2 separate regions of the Homo sapiens genome follow, and region 2 is linked to region 1. The links are chromatin contacts, found by Hi-C in ENCODE. All regions are on one chromosome and are shown on one strand. Each heading gives the region's core, a stretch centred on a gene start or an enhancer-like site at or near the end of the contact. The rest is flanking DNA. Distances are from core to core; before and after follow the strand shown.

The links. A loop is a pair of places that touch in the nucleus more often than their neighbours do. Pooled maps may share reads with other maps.
Region 2: a loop to region 1 is called in a map of aorta, with 4 times the contacts of the local background. The contact joins two enhancer-like sites. A Hi-C loop is called at or near these places in 8 of 168 maps with a recorded cell type or tissue (aorta, ascending aorta, cardiac septum and 5 more) and 5 of 50 pooled maps.

Annotation. Positions count from the first base shown.
Region 1 is chr9:18,445,481-18,452,165 of GRCh38, forward strand. It overlaps a transcript of ADAMTSL1 not described here. Among named protein-coding and RNA genes, the nearest start is that of ADAMTSL1, 25 kb to the right of the region's middle. Within about 2 kb of position 1,876, at least 6 of the 41 ENCODE cell types and tissues checked have a DNase peak (open chromatin) inside an H3K27ac peak, as active enhancers do; they include ascending aorta, where a contact is called at or near this core.
Region 2 is chr9:18,859,510-18,866,585 of GRCh38, forward strand. The region is part of intron 23 of ADAMTSL1 (ADAMTS like 1); the gene reads left to right. Among named protein-coding and RNA genes, the nearest start is that of SAXO1, 170 kb to the right of the region's middle. Within about 2 kb of position 2,547, at least 7 of the 41 ENCODE cell types and tissues checked have a DNase peak (open chromatin) inside an H3K27ac peak, as active enhancers do; they include ascending aorta, where a contact is called at or near this core.

The DNA.
Region 1 (6,685 bases), core at 626-3,125:
TATTTACAAAACAGGTAGTTAATAGTAATATTTGGTATCTATATTATTCTGTGGTTTCAAAATTTTGTCATTCCATTTTATTGATGGGTAAACTGAAGACTTAAAAATATTGTGATAAACAAAGAGTTTACCAAATGTACACCAAAAAAGAAAATACTAACCAAGACTCATATACAAAATGCTGAAAGTATTTGATTCCCTACTTGACTGGAGACATCTTGAAAAATTTTTTTATCATCAGTTGAATTTTTATAAAACATTTTTAGTTTACCTTTACTTGAATGTATTTAGAAAATCCAATATTTTTTAAAACCTACATTTAATCTTTGTCATGTGAAAAAAGTACAATTATCAGAATAATCAGAATAATATACTAAGAATTATAAGGAGCTAGTAGTGACTATATGCACAATACTGTATCAAATATTTGTAAACATTTTTATATTTAATCCTTATAGTTACCCTATCATGTAGGTATTCATCCCCCTATTTTATAGAATAAACTGTGGTTCATGAAGATTAGTAACCTGCTTAAGACAATATAACCAGGAAGCGATGGACCCAGAGTTTGATTCCAGATTTCATCCCAGAACCCAAGATTTCTTCCTGTATTGAACAACATTTACATTAGCTCAATTGTGCGATTACCTCTAGCAGAAAGGTAGAGGTATAAATGTCTTACAGAGCAGGAAAAGGAAAAAAGAAACTCCACAGTGATCTTTTAGGATTGACGTTCCAGAAACTCTATATATGGGCTTAAGTCTAAGATGAAAACTAAATCTCACTCCCAAATTCTCTGTAGGAAGATATGCCTGGGGGAAAAAAATGTTGACATAAATATTAGTCTAGATTCGTGCTGGTATACTTGGTTTTCTGAAAGCATTTAAAGGCATGAACTAAAAATGTTCTGCTACTCTAAATTTGTTTTTGTTTCTTTAAAATGCAAAAATAAGCAAGTATGGGTTTTATTGATTTTAAAATCAATTAGAATTCTACCAGATTATAAAAAGTATCACAAAATGTCAACCAGCAAGGATGCCTGTGCAGGCAATTGGGCTGACATGTTTATTGTAATGTGAACGTGCAGAAACTGGACCATACAAAAGGCCAAATGGGTCCATTCCAAATCAATCTTTTAAAGCAACTTGAGGGAAACAAGGCATATTGGTCCTAGAACAAAATAGAATCAGCAAAGCCTTTGACGTAGATCTTCATACAGATAAAATGCATCTGGGTGCAAACACGTTTTTCTCAACATGTTCTTACCTATGTCATCTAAAAAATAGTATTCTTGAACTTTCGGGTAATAGTGCTTGTCTTAGAACAGAATTAGGCCTACCTTGGACCATATCCAAAGAGAAGGTTTGGTTCCAAAAGTACCTTGAAAGGAGTTCATTGTAACGTGATTTCCTATAAAGGCAGTCAGAAGTGTGGACTGAAGACAGTTTTGAGGGATAAAACTTGCTTTAAAATTTCAAATTAACATGAACATTTTTTTTTTTAAACAAAACTTTCCTTGTGCTGGAAGGGGAGGTGAGACAATCACAAAATGTGGGTCACACAATCACTATGTGGGTTGTTTACATAGTTTTTGACTAGTTTGGAACAGTGGTAGCAGAGAGTGTTTTGAACTCTGTTTACCACAAGTAACAAAATCAAAATAAATATTCAGCTGGCTTCATAATGAAGCAAATATTTTCTGTATTATATAGTAATGAAAGTCAGTGTGCATGGTAAATAAAGGTTGCTCAAGGGCTCCGTGAGAAAAAGCCAAATGCCGAATGACAGCCAGAATTCTACTACAGAGCAAAGAGAGCCTGGAAATGTGTCACAATCCCTGAAGCTGAATGTTGTGCCGTGTTTGGTTTGGTGCTTGCTTTATTTTGTAGAAAGGGGAAAGTGTTCAGTGCCGGTAGGACTGGCTTCATGCCCTTGGTGTCATTACTCATTGAAATAATGGGGAAAATGAGAGCCAAACCTGTGGGGAAGAGGGAGGGAGGGAGACTTCACAAATACCTCAGTTCAGTATTTAAAAGGAAGGGACAAAAATAGAACCACTAAAAGAAAGTAAAGCAATGACATTGTCCTGGATGGGGGAATCAGGCTGTTAGAGGCACCTGATGCAAAACAAAATGTCTCGCAATTATAAGTGTGTGTTTGGAGGCTTAGCAGGACATACACTGCTAAAGAGTCCTCAGGGAGCTCTTTGCTAGACCCTTTCTGAATGTCTATTGCTGTTCATTCTTTCTTGAAATAGAGTACCTTCCTCCGGAGAGTCTCATAAGCCTCTCTGCCAAATGAGTTTGCTTCCTTTCTCTATATGCATGCCCCTCAGGGGCCTGGTGACAGTAGCTCTTTGAATGCAGAAGAGCCCAAACTTTGATGTATAAAAAATTGCAGGTGTCGAGCACACATGGTTGTGCATTTGTGGGATGTGAGCAATTTGGTTTGGTTTATGGGTTTCAGTCCAAAGCTTTGAAAACTTTGGAAAACACTTTTCAAGACCACCAAAACAAGAGATTTGTGTGCGTGCTCGCTCTCGCTCTTTCTCTCTCTCTCTCTCTCTCTCTGCCATAAAGTATTTGCCCAGAAAACAAGAGAAAACAAAAATCAATTAATAAACAAAACCCCAAGCCTCAGTAATAAATTCTTTTATACACTTAGGAATACCCAGTTAAGAACCACTCTGGGTATTTTGTTCTTTTATGATGATTTTGTTGAGCTGCTCAGGAAGAATGTTAAGGAGGAGGCTTGGAGAAAGAAGTTTGGCATGGACAGTCAAGGTTCTGCTGCCAGCCAGCCAGTGTGGGAAGGACACAGGACACTGGATGAGCTAGCCATCCACCTGCTGTCAGGGGAAAATTATTGCTATTGTAACCACAAACTGAGAAGTTTGAAACTAGGACAATGAGATCAGGGCCAAATGTCACAACTGCCAGGGAGAAAAGGGAAAGAATTATAAAGGTCATGACCTACCTTTCCAAATTTTTACTTTTAAACCCCTAAAAGAATTTAGAAAATATCGACCACAGGCACATTTGTAAGTTGGCATTTAAAATTCATCATCATAAGTTGAAATAGTTGCAAAGGAAGTTATATCTGGAAAATTATAAATATTAATTGTAGATGTTTCTGCTAGAATGTAAATACCATGCCAGTTAGATACTCAGTTATTCATAAAAGTAAATATATTGGACATTTATCTCATTTTCTTTTCTCTTTAGACTCATGCTATCATAACGTAGTATATTTTATGATTGAAAGTTTTCCTCTTTCTGCAAAATAAAAAAGAACCAAAAGTATGGCTGCCCAGGTATACCTTACTGCAAAAAATATATAGAAAGTAAAATTTAATTTTAAAGTTTAATTTTAAAAAATGCTCTATGGTTACAAGGCTCGAATGTTTAAAATTTATGTGAGTGATATATTATTTCAAGTATTATTAATATCAAATAATAGCACAAATAATATAAATTTTTATACTATGCTTTATTGAAAATACTAAATAAAATATATGGGGGTTTTCTTTTCTCTTAAGTAGTTCATCAGTGGATAAACATTTCTTGCCAGAGTGAGACACAGTTACTCATAAATCCTGTTTTTAACTTCCGCATTTATTCATGTGAGTGAGAAGAGCACTGATTATATAAAAAGCATGAGTTGGGGGGATTTAGGGAGGAATTCTGAAATAGCATAAATTCTTTGAACTTTTTCTGAGTTGTATGTCAAAAATCACTTAGTAATTAATGATCAAAAATTAAATTTAGTTTATCAGCTAGCAACTCTATTATATAATTTAAAAATATAATTATATAATTTATATTTAAAAATCTAAATAGCTTGACATGCAAAATGATTTGTAAAACAGTGATTAGAGCCAACACAGTCGTAGAGCCATTTGCCTTCTTTCTTTCTGGAATGTATAATACTAAAGGGCTTTACCAAGACTTAACATATGACTATTAATTATATCTGTTGGTTTTTCTCTTAGAGGAAACTTGTTTAACTTAATATATTCAGAAATAATTAGGATAATTGAAATATAGCTAATATATCTTTGGCAATACATTTTATTTTGATAAAATGATATTATCACATCCTGTGTTTTAAATATACTGTTTCCAATACTTTGTAATTGCAAAGACACATATCAGATAAAGGACTTGTGTCTAGAATATGTAAAGACCTCTCACAACTCAGTAATAGGAAAATAACCCAATAAAAATTAGACAGAAGATCTAAACAGAAAATAGATACAGATGATAGATGCAGGTGTCAAATTAGCACATGAAAAGCTTTTTCAACGTTATTAGTCATTAGGCAAATGCACAGTAAAACCACAATAATACACTACTATATACCTAGTGGAATGGCTGGCATTTTAAAAACTGGCAGTAGTAAGTGCTGGCAAGGTTGCAGAAAAACTCTCTGACATGGCAGTGAGAATGCAAAATGGGAGAGTGCTTCAGAAAATAGGTTGGCAGCTGCTTACATTAAGTTAAATATACACCTAGCATAAAATTCAGCAATCCCATTCCTAGGTATTTATACAAGAGAATGAAAAGATTTCTCCATGCAAATATATGTACAGGAATGTTTGTAATAGATTTATTCATAATCACCAAGAACTGGAAGCAACCAAATGTCCATTAACTAGTAAATAGGTAACGAAATTATGGAACATCCATACAACGAATGTACATTCTGTGATAAAAAGTGGAGCTGGCTGACTACAACAAGACACAAGGGAATTTCATGGAGCGATGGAAATATTCTATATCTTGATTGCTGTGGTCGTTACATGATTGTATACATTTGTCAAAACTCATAAAATTGAATGCCCAAAATGGGTAGATTTTACTGTATTCAACTTATACCTCAATAAACTTGATGTTTTTAAAAAAACACACTTTATAGGTACAAATTTAGCTCACTCAATTAATGAAAATATATTTGCCATGTAAGTAAATCAGCAAAGTCAGTTAGGAAAAGGTCAATTTTATCTTTCAGTTGAAATGGATGTGTTAATATGTAGCTGCATGAAAACCATATCTCTTTTTAATTCTAGGAACCCAGATTCATATATACATATATAGATATATATATTATGTATACATATATATGTATGTATATATGTGCATATGTGTGTATACACACACACCACATAGAACTTTTCTGTGACTCAGAAAAAGTAAGTTAATCCCCTTTACCAAACTTACCAAACTCCCTTTGCTTTGTTGTCACTAGACAACCTCTGAAGTGATTCATTATTTGACAATAGTTGAGAGAGTAGGAAGAGGCAACATGGTTAAGTGAAAAATGTCATCATTTCCATTGTCCACTCTACAGTATATCTGGATTCAGAATATCATTACATAGAGTAAAATATCCTGCTTCTAAAGCCATGCTTTGCTTTTACAAAAAAATTGTATAAAACAGGGAAAGACAAGAACTGTAGTCTGGGTTTGTGGTTACTTAATTAAAGGAGTTTCATTTAAACCAGTATTTTGAATCATTCATTTGCTTGGGGTCCTGAGTTTTATACCCAGGGGTAAGACACCAAGGTAAGTTTCAGGTACTTTTGAAAAGTCAAAGAAACATGCTGTAAGAAGGGGGATTGGGATAGGAAGCCATCAGCACACCACAGCTGCATGTGCATTCTCCTGCCGTTCAGTTCAAGGAAAACCATTTTATCAAAGCTGAGAATATTCTTTTCCTTGAAACAATCATGTTTGCATACTCCTTGGAAAGATGTTGGGTACCTCCATGCATACCTCAATGTAAAGGGCATACTAGTATACCAATTTTTATGGTAAGATCGCCACATAAGATAACTTGCTGTCATTTTTTCAACCTAGCTTATAATTAGTTTAGAAGTGATTTTATGTCTACAATTTCCATACGATTTTATACCTGCAAATTGAACACAGCTTTACCTGTCTAAATATGGTTATGTGTACCTGTATTATAGCCATGTGAATGGACAGAAGAGAAGAATTGTGTTACTGAAACCATTACTTGAGCAACTTTCAGAAAAGCTATTGCCACTTACATAAGCATTAGCTTAAAATTTCTATTACTCAACCAGCTCTTGTGTAAATATACTTGTTTATCTGGCTACCCCGGAAATGAAACCTTACAAATTTCAGCTCCATGTGTTACTAATTTACTCTATCTGAACTCGTTGTTTTGTTGCACACAGTTCTTCTTCAAGCCTGAAAAGGATGGAGACTGTCTTAGTCCATTTTGTGTTACTATAACAGAATACTACAGGCTACGTAATTTACAAAGAAGAGAGATTTATTTCTTACAGTTCTAGAGGCTGGGAAGTCCAAGACTGAAGGGCCCACATCTGGCAAGGGCCCTCATGTTGCATGGTGGAAGATGCAAAGGCAAGAGAGGATGAGAGTGAGGGAGCAAGAGAGGTCCAAGCTCCCCCTTTTCTTTGAGACCGAGTTTCGCTTTTGTTTCCCAGGCTGGTGTGCAATGGCACAATCTCAGCTCACCACAACCTCTGCCTCCCAGGTTCAAGCGATTCTCCTCCTTCCTCAGCCTCCCGAGTAGCTGGGATTACAGGCAAGTGCCACCACGCCTGGCTAATTTTGTATTTTTAGTAGAGATGGGGTTTCTCCATGTTGGTCAGGCTGGTCTCAAACTCCTGACCTCAGGTGATCCACCCGCCTCA
Region 2 (7,076 bases), core at 1,297-3,796, 410 kb after region 1:
GATTTCTTTAGGGGGGCAGTTATTCTGCCTATCAGAAGATCAAAGAATTAAATAATATATACTATCATGCATTGTTGCCCAAAACGTAAATTAGGATAACATTTCTGAAGGGCAATTTAGCAATGTATATCAGTATTTTCAAATGATACCTACTGAGCTATCAGTGCTACTTCAGTCATGTAACCTAGGGAAATATTTGGTCACAGAGATGTATGTACTAGGAAATTCACCACAGCGTAGTTTATATTAGTGAAAAATTGGAAACATGTAATTATCTATAAAGAGTTGATTAAAGATTCTTTTTTTTGCTTCATAATGGTGCTGATTTTTTTTTTATTTCAATATCTTTTGGGGTACAAGTGGTTTTTTTGTTACATGGATGAATGAATTACATAGTGGTGAATCCTGAGATTTTAGTGCACCCATCACCCATTTAAAGAATGAGGTAGACTTACATTCATTGACAAGAAAATTGTCCAAGATTTATTAATCTGCCTAATGATGTGTGTGCATATGTGTGATTGGAAAGAGAGACATTCAGATCAATTACGTCTGAGAAGTGGGACTTGAGGGATTTTTGAATTTTTATATTTTTGTGAGCTTTTAGTCTATAATGAACATGCATTGGTATTTTTTAAAGTAACAAGTTGGATCTTTTAATTAGAAAAGAAGGTATTGAATTCATCTTCCTTGTCTTGTGAAAATGGCTGCTTTCTTTGGGGGTAAAAATATATCTTGCCCAGGCAGTTAGTGGTTTTACTAGGCCATTTGTTCTCAGCATACAGAAACTCAAATGATCTCATACCCTCGACCAGGGGTTGGTCCTGAAGGCAAGTCTAGACCACCACCCCTTTATAAATAAGATTTTAGTGGGGCACAGCCCCACCCATTTGTTTATGTATTGTCTATGGCTGATCTCAAGTTACAATGGCAGAGTTGAGTAGTTGTGACAGAGACCATATGGCTCACAAAGTCTACAATATTCACTATCTGGCCCTTAAAAAAAAAAAAAATTGCCAACTCCTGCTCTGGCCTTCTTACCAACAATGACAAACATCTTTTGACTACTTTGTTTTTAATAATTTTTTGACAAGAGTGAAGAGTCAGATGGCAATATGTAAACACCTTATTGTAAACACTGTTCATTCCCAATTCCCACCCCCACCATCATAATTCAAAAATAAATTTTAAGGGGAAAAAATCTCATTACTGTAGGAAAAGGTTGGTTTTCCTTCTCTATATTCTAGGGTTTCTCAGCTTTGGTCTTTAGAGAGATCTAAGAGCAAACTCTAATGAAATGCTAATTGTACATTTTAAAGCAGAATACAGGTGCCCAGTAATGTTACTGGATAACAGGCATAATTTCTGTCCCACAGTAAGCGTACTTGCTCTGTCCACGTCTGGATTTAGGCTTTCAAATCTGCTGTCCTTGGAATGCCTTTGAGAAGCTCTGTGGAAACTTTAGTTCTCACTTCCATTCGTTATGCAGAGATCACATACACATCCCTCGTTTCACAGAGATCATATACACATCCCTCATTATACAGAGATCATATACACATCCCTCGTTATACAGAGATCATATACACATCCCTCATTATACAGAGATCATATACATATCCCTCGTTATACAGAGATCATATACACATCCCTCATTATACAGAGATCATATACACATCCCTCTTTTGATACACATTTCCCATTCTAGACCCTCCACCTTCATGCAATGTGAGTGCTATGGAAAATAGGGAAGCCCAAAAAGAACTGATTCAATCAAGTTATCAATTCCCAGCAGAACAGCATGTGCTCTGCCTCATCCAGGTCTAAATTGGCCTGAATCCCAGGTTGCCTAAGGAGACTGCATTGGTTTTAGGGCTCCTAAGTCCATGTGAATCTCGGAAAGGTCAGAATTGGACCCAGGAATCTGAACCAGGCCACTTCTTCCTTAAGCCATCAGAGAGTCCACTAAATGCTCCACAGGAGTCTCTGGAGTATATAAATCCAAGGCAAACTGAGAACCACACCCAAAGAAGATTAGGAGCCAAAACAAATCAATACTAGAAATGTAGGTTGCAAGACAAATAGCAGGCATTTGGACAACTCTCTGCCCTTCAGATGCCCATCACACTGATGCTGTGACGTTTCCAGTAAGGGCTGTGGATGGATTTCTGATGTTTCTTTATAGGACCTATCTATTTATGGGTCCTTGAAAAACCATTCGCTCTTTGGGCTTGGCTGCCAAAGGCCAGACATCACTTGCCAGAGCATATTCTTATCCCAGGAGCGAGCCAGCCAGATCCTTTCAGACACCTCTGTCCTTACTCCTCCTCCTGCTCCCTTGCCATGGCTCTCATCCCTACTTCAGCTCACCACTCAACTCTCCCCCGTCTTTACTTCCCTCACATTGTTTGTTATTTTCTTTCCTTTGTTGAGAAGTTTCTGGAGCCTCAAGACCCAGGAGACTAATGTGGGAATAATAAATCCAGGAAAGGTCTTTGCGTTCCCCTGGTAGCTCCACCCCCACTGCTCACCGTGGAATTCCTAGTCAGCAGCGGCTCCTTCCTGTGGCTTGCAGCTGAACCCTGTGCTGTGCCCAGTGAGGCCTCCCGGGATACGTGCTAGGAATATTAGCCATTCTTCATATCCACTGCTATGCTGTGGCTTTGGTTCAGCAGAAGAGAAATGAAATGGGATGTAGACAGGGCTGTGAGCGAAGGTTCTTTTTTTGTGTTGGGGTAAAGGGCGTTATTTCTTTTGCAGAGGCTCTCACCCAAAATCAGAGCAAAACTTAGCCTGAGTTCCTGAGGCATGCTGGCTCGGAGCTGCTGCTGGCTTTTGTTTTTCCTCCAAGCTGATCTGTGTATTTTCTAGCTTGCCTTTCCATTGGCTGGAGTGAGGGGATGAGAACAGCTATATCACTCAAGAGAAGGGAATATTCATAGAGTCCGCAGGTTTTCCTCTGAAACTGTTGTTTTCTTCTCAGAGCAGTAGCACCTTGATTATAGAGCGCTTCCTTGAAAGTCCTAAAATAATGTCCTATTTCAGACCAAATGTGAAACATCAATTTCATTCCTTACAGAATCTAATCTTGGTGTGCGTGATAGATAAGTATACACAGAGAGGGGAATTTCTGACCTAGGACTCTCCTCAAAAGTATGGTATGACCCAAGTATGATCCACATTCTAGAGTTCATTAAAAGGCCATCTCATCTGTGGATTGAAATTACTTCCTTAGCTCCAGGCAGCCTGCAGCCAGGCCTCCCTAGGGTCATCCTGGTCTTCCCTCCTGCAGGCCAGGTGGCACCTGCCAGCAGCCTGAGGGTAGAGTCAACTAGGGACTTATAAACCCAGAAAGTTGAAACTTTAAAAAAAATGCTGATGTGTTTTTAAAAGGTATATTTTATGCCAAGAGCCTACTGGCAGAGAAGGACTTATGGGAACCCTGTGTATTATCCTCATGAGGTAGGTTCAATTCTGATCAACAGTACTGTGAACTTTTAAAATTGGACTAATTTCCTAGAGCCTGCCTGCCTGCTACCCCCTAGAGGTGGCCCAGTCAATCCTGGAGAAGCATGCTGTTTAACACGGCCAAACTCTATCTTACAGTACAGTCACATTTTCATAGTTGTGTGTGCAAAGTATCAGGAGCAGGCATCTCATCTTCTTCACCTGTAAGAGAATAACCAAGTCCTAGGGTATGGGTGAAGGTAGTAACCACACAGTAACCCAATCATTTTGGAAAATGCAAGGCCTTAATCAAGTCATAAATCTGGATGGAGCTACTTTTCATGCTGAGAAATATATCAAGTTCTTCTACCAGATGCCCAGGATCATGGGAGACGTTAGCATACCCCCTGCCAACGGAAACCCAAAGCTTACGCTAGGGGTGAAGAGACATTTGGGGAATGGAAAATGGGCTTGGATAGTTTTATTTTTCCAGGAATGTCTTAAAGTTAGTTTTCTTTGGGAAAATGTACATGGGAATCATCTTGGCCCAGTTATTTGACCAGCTTATTGGGAGGTCCCAGAAATCGGAGTGAAAATTAAAGTTGCTTGTCTTCTCCCACAGCCTTCTAGGGTCCAGCTGACAAATGGAGGGAGTAACTGAGTTTTTCCAATATGAATTAATCATTCCTCTCAGCCAGCTGCTTGGTGCCAGCTCCCACTCCTTCTAAGCTCTTTAGCGACCATCTCTGCCACCCAAGAGAATGCCAAACCAGAAATGGAAGGAGCCAGAAAAGGCACTGAAATGACTTCCCTACTTTTGCTCAGTCACCCCATGGCCTTAGAGTGAGGCCCGTACACACCACATACCACGAGCAAAATGGAGATCCCTCTATAAAATTTACAGGACTGAGTGTTTTCCAGTTTTGGAAAATTAAATTAAGGAAAGGACTCCCAGACTGACTACACCAAGTGCCAAGTTTCATCCCGACACACATCATTTTTATAGTAAGTTTAACTCTGTGAAAAATAGAGGATTGTAATGAAAATGCTGACAGGCCTGGAGCCAGCTCATGAAGTAATAATGCCACATCTTTCATACTTTTACACAGCATGTCCTAATCAGCCACAGCTTTCTTTTCCTTTAGAAAGCAGTTAAATACGTGAAAATTCCCAGAGTACTACTTTTTCTCCTCCTCTTTTAGATTGTATATTCTTATTTTCAGAGCATTCTTCCCCGTGAACTGGGTTCAGTCCATTTACAGCTTTTACTCTGTGCAATCTGTTTATCAAGCTCAGGTGCCTTTTTCTGAGCTGTTTGGCTGGAGAGGGGGAAGAGGAGAAAAAACGTGCACTCAGAATTCTTGCTTCTGCTTATTAAGGCTAGGAACACATCAAAATGAACTTTGGCTGTGTGGCTCACTCAAAGTGACTGGCAGCTAATGAATGCCTGAGCTGGCTTGATCTATCCTACAAGGAAGCCCACAAATTAAGCCACTGGCCAAAAATCTTGGTGATTTTCAGACCTTTGAATCAACAAAAAATCCACTATATAATGACCCTTGTATTGTGAATTCAGAGCTTCTTTAGAGACAGGTGCCACAAAGGCAACCTTATGCTACCAGTATTAAAGTTAGCATCTTCTGCTGAGGGTGCGAGGAAGTGAAGCCAGAGATGCCAGGGCTCCCAGTTTTCTTCCCCCATGTCCTCATCTGTCCAACTCAGGCTGTTTCCCTGAGTCAGGCTGTTTAGTCACAGAAGCCAATGTAAAATCAAGAGACAAACATGCAGAAAGTCAGTGAAGTCAATGGGAAAAAGCAAGGATGTCAATTGGTGGCACATTATAGGTTACATCTGGACTGATGCCCTGTCCTTGCTGGAGGCCATTGATTCTGTCATAGTTGGAGCAAATAATGAGGGGAACCCCCTGGTCTTTAGTGTTTCCTTTTCCCTATTTCATGTCAGTACTTAGGGATGTTAGACCCATTCAGAGAGATGTCTTTTCTGGTGTTTAAGATTAAAAAAAAATCAATCACACATTTTTTTTCTCCTATTATAACTTTGAATATTTTGTTATATTTTTCCAGTCTCTTTTTTTAATTATACTTGAAGTTCTAGGGTACATGTGCACAACGTGCAGATTTGTTACATATGTACACATGTGCCATGTTGGTGTGCTGCACCCATTAACTCGTCATTTAACATTAGGTATATCTCCTAATGCTATCCCTCCCCGCTCCCCCCACCCCACAATAGGCCCCGGTGTGTGATGTTCCCCTTCCTGTGTCCAAGTGTTCTCATTGTTCAATTCCCACCTATGAGTGAAAACATGTGGTGTTTGGTTTTTTGTCCTTGCAATAGTTTGCTGAGAATGATGGTTTCCAGCTTCATCCATGTCCCTACAAAGGACATGAACTCATCATTTTTTATGGCTGCATTGTATTCCATGGTGTATATGTGCCACATTTTCTTAATCCAGTCTATCGTTGTTGGACATTTGGGTTGGTTCCAAGTCTTTGCTATTGTGAATAGTGCCTCAATAAACATATGTCAATCACACATTTTTAGAAGGGGGCAACTTCATGTATAATTTGGTTTTCTTATTGGGTACATCTGTCCCATTCTAAACTTTTCATACTTTCCAGCTATTTTTTAAAAAATAGATGAAACTAGGGAGAGGAAATCTTACACATATGTGAATCACACCTGGCTTTGGCTCAGTTTAGAACCACTTTAGGCCTAGGAATGGGGCCTAAAGACAATATTTTCTTTCAGTGGTTAAGAAGGGTTGATAGAGAGAGGCCTTCTGCTGCCAGAACTCTCATTAGAAAGCAGCCTTGCCAAGTGCTGCGTCCTCCTCAGCCACCTCACTAACCCAAGCCCTTTAATAGCTGAGGCCTGGAGAGGAGACAGCACTGTCACTGCCTGCTGATGGCCTCTTTCCTGGGGTGGAAATGCTCCGCATATACGTAGCTGGGAGGGAAACAGAAAAGAGAGATGCTAGCCCCCTGCCTTAAATACTGTGAACTTCTTCGTTGAAGGAAAGGGAGGGTTGGGAATGGTTTATTATTTGGCCTCTCAAAGGTGTGGAATACATTATTAGCACGTGTTTTTTGGTGTCCTTGTAAATGGCACACAGAGAGATTGCTTGCCTTCAAAAACCAAAAAAAAAAAAAATGACGGATACTTCATTTGTTTTAACAAATGAGAAATGTCCGTGACAGAAAGGAACCTGTTAAAAGCCAGGTTTTCTCATTAGCAGTGAAACATGGATAATTATTCACTGGGAACATACACAGTGGGGATTCATGTTAAATTCCTTATTTTGACTGTTGCTGCTGGCAATCCATAGAGAGCACTGTGTACACACAGAGACATGCACATAAATATGTACATAAAATTACAGGGGCCTGTACTACATGTGCTGAGAATACCAATTCTGAACACAAAGTTTTTATAAAATAAGCTACGTATTTAGTTGAAAGCCTTGAAAAACAGATTAGTGACAGAAAAGGCAGATGGCTGACAATTTTGTTCATTTACTTTGGTTATAATTAATTTATTTTGATCTTTCCCTTTACTGTTGAAAGTGGACTTTCCTAAAAGTGTTTCCAATTCAAGATGAACAGTCA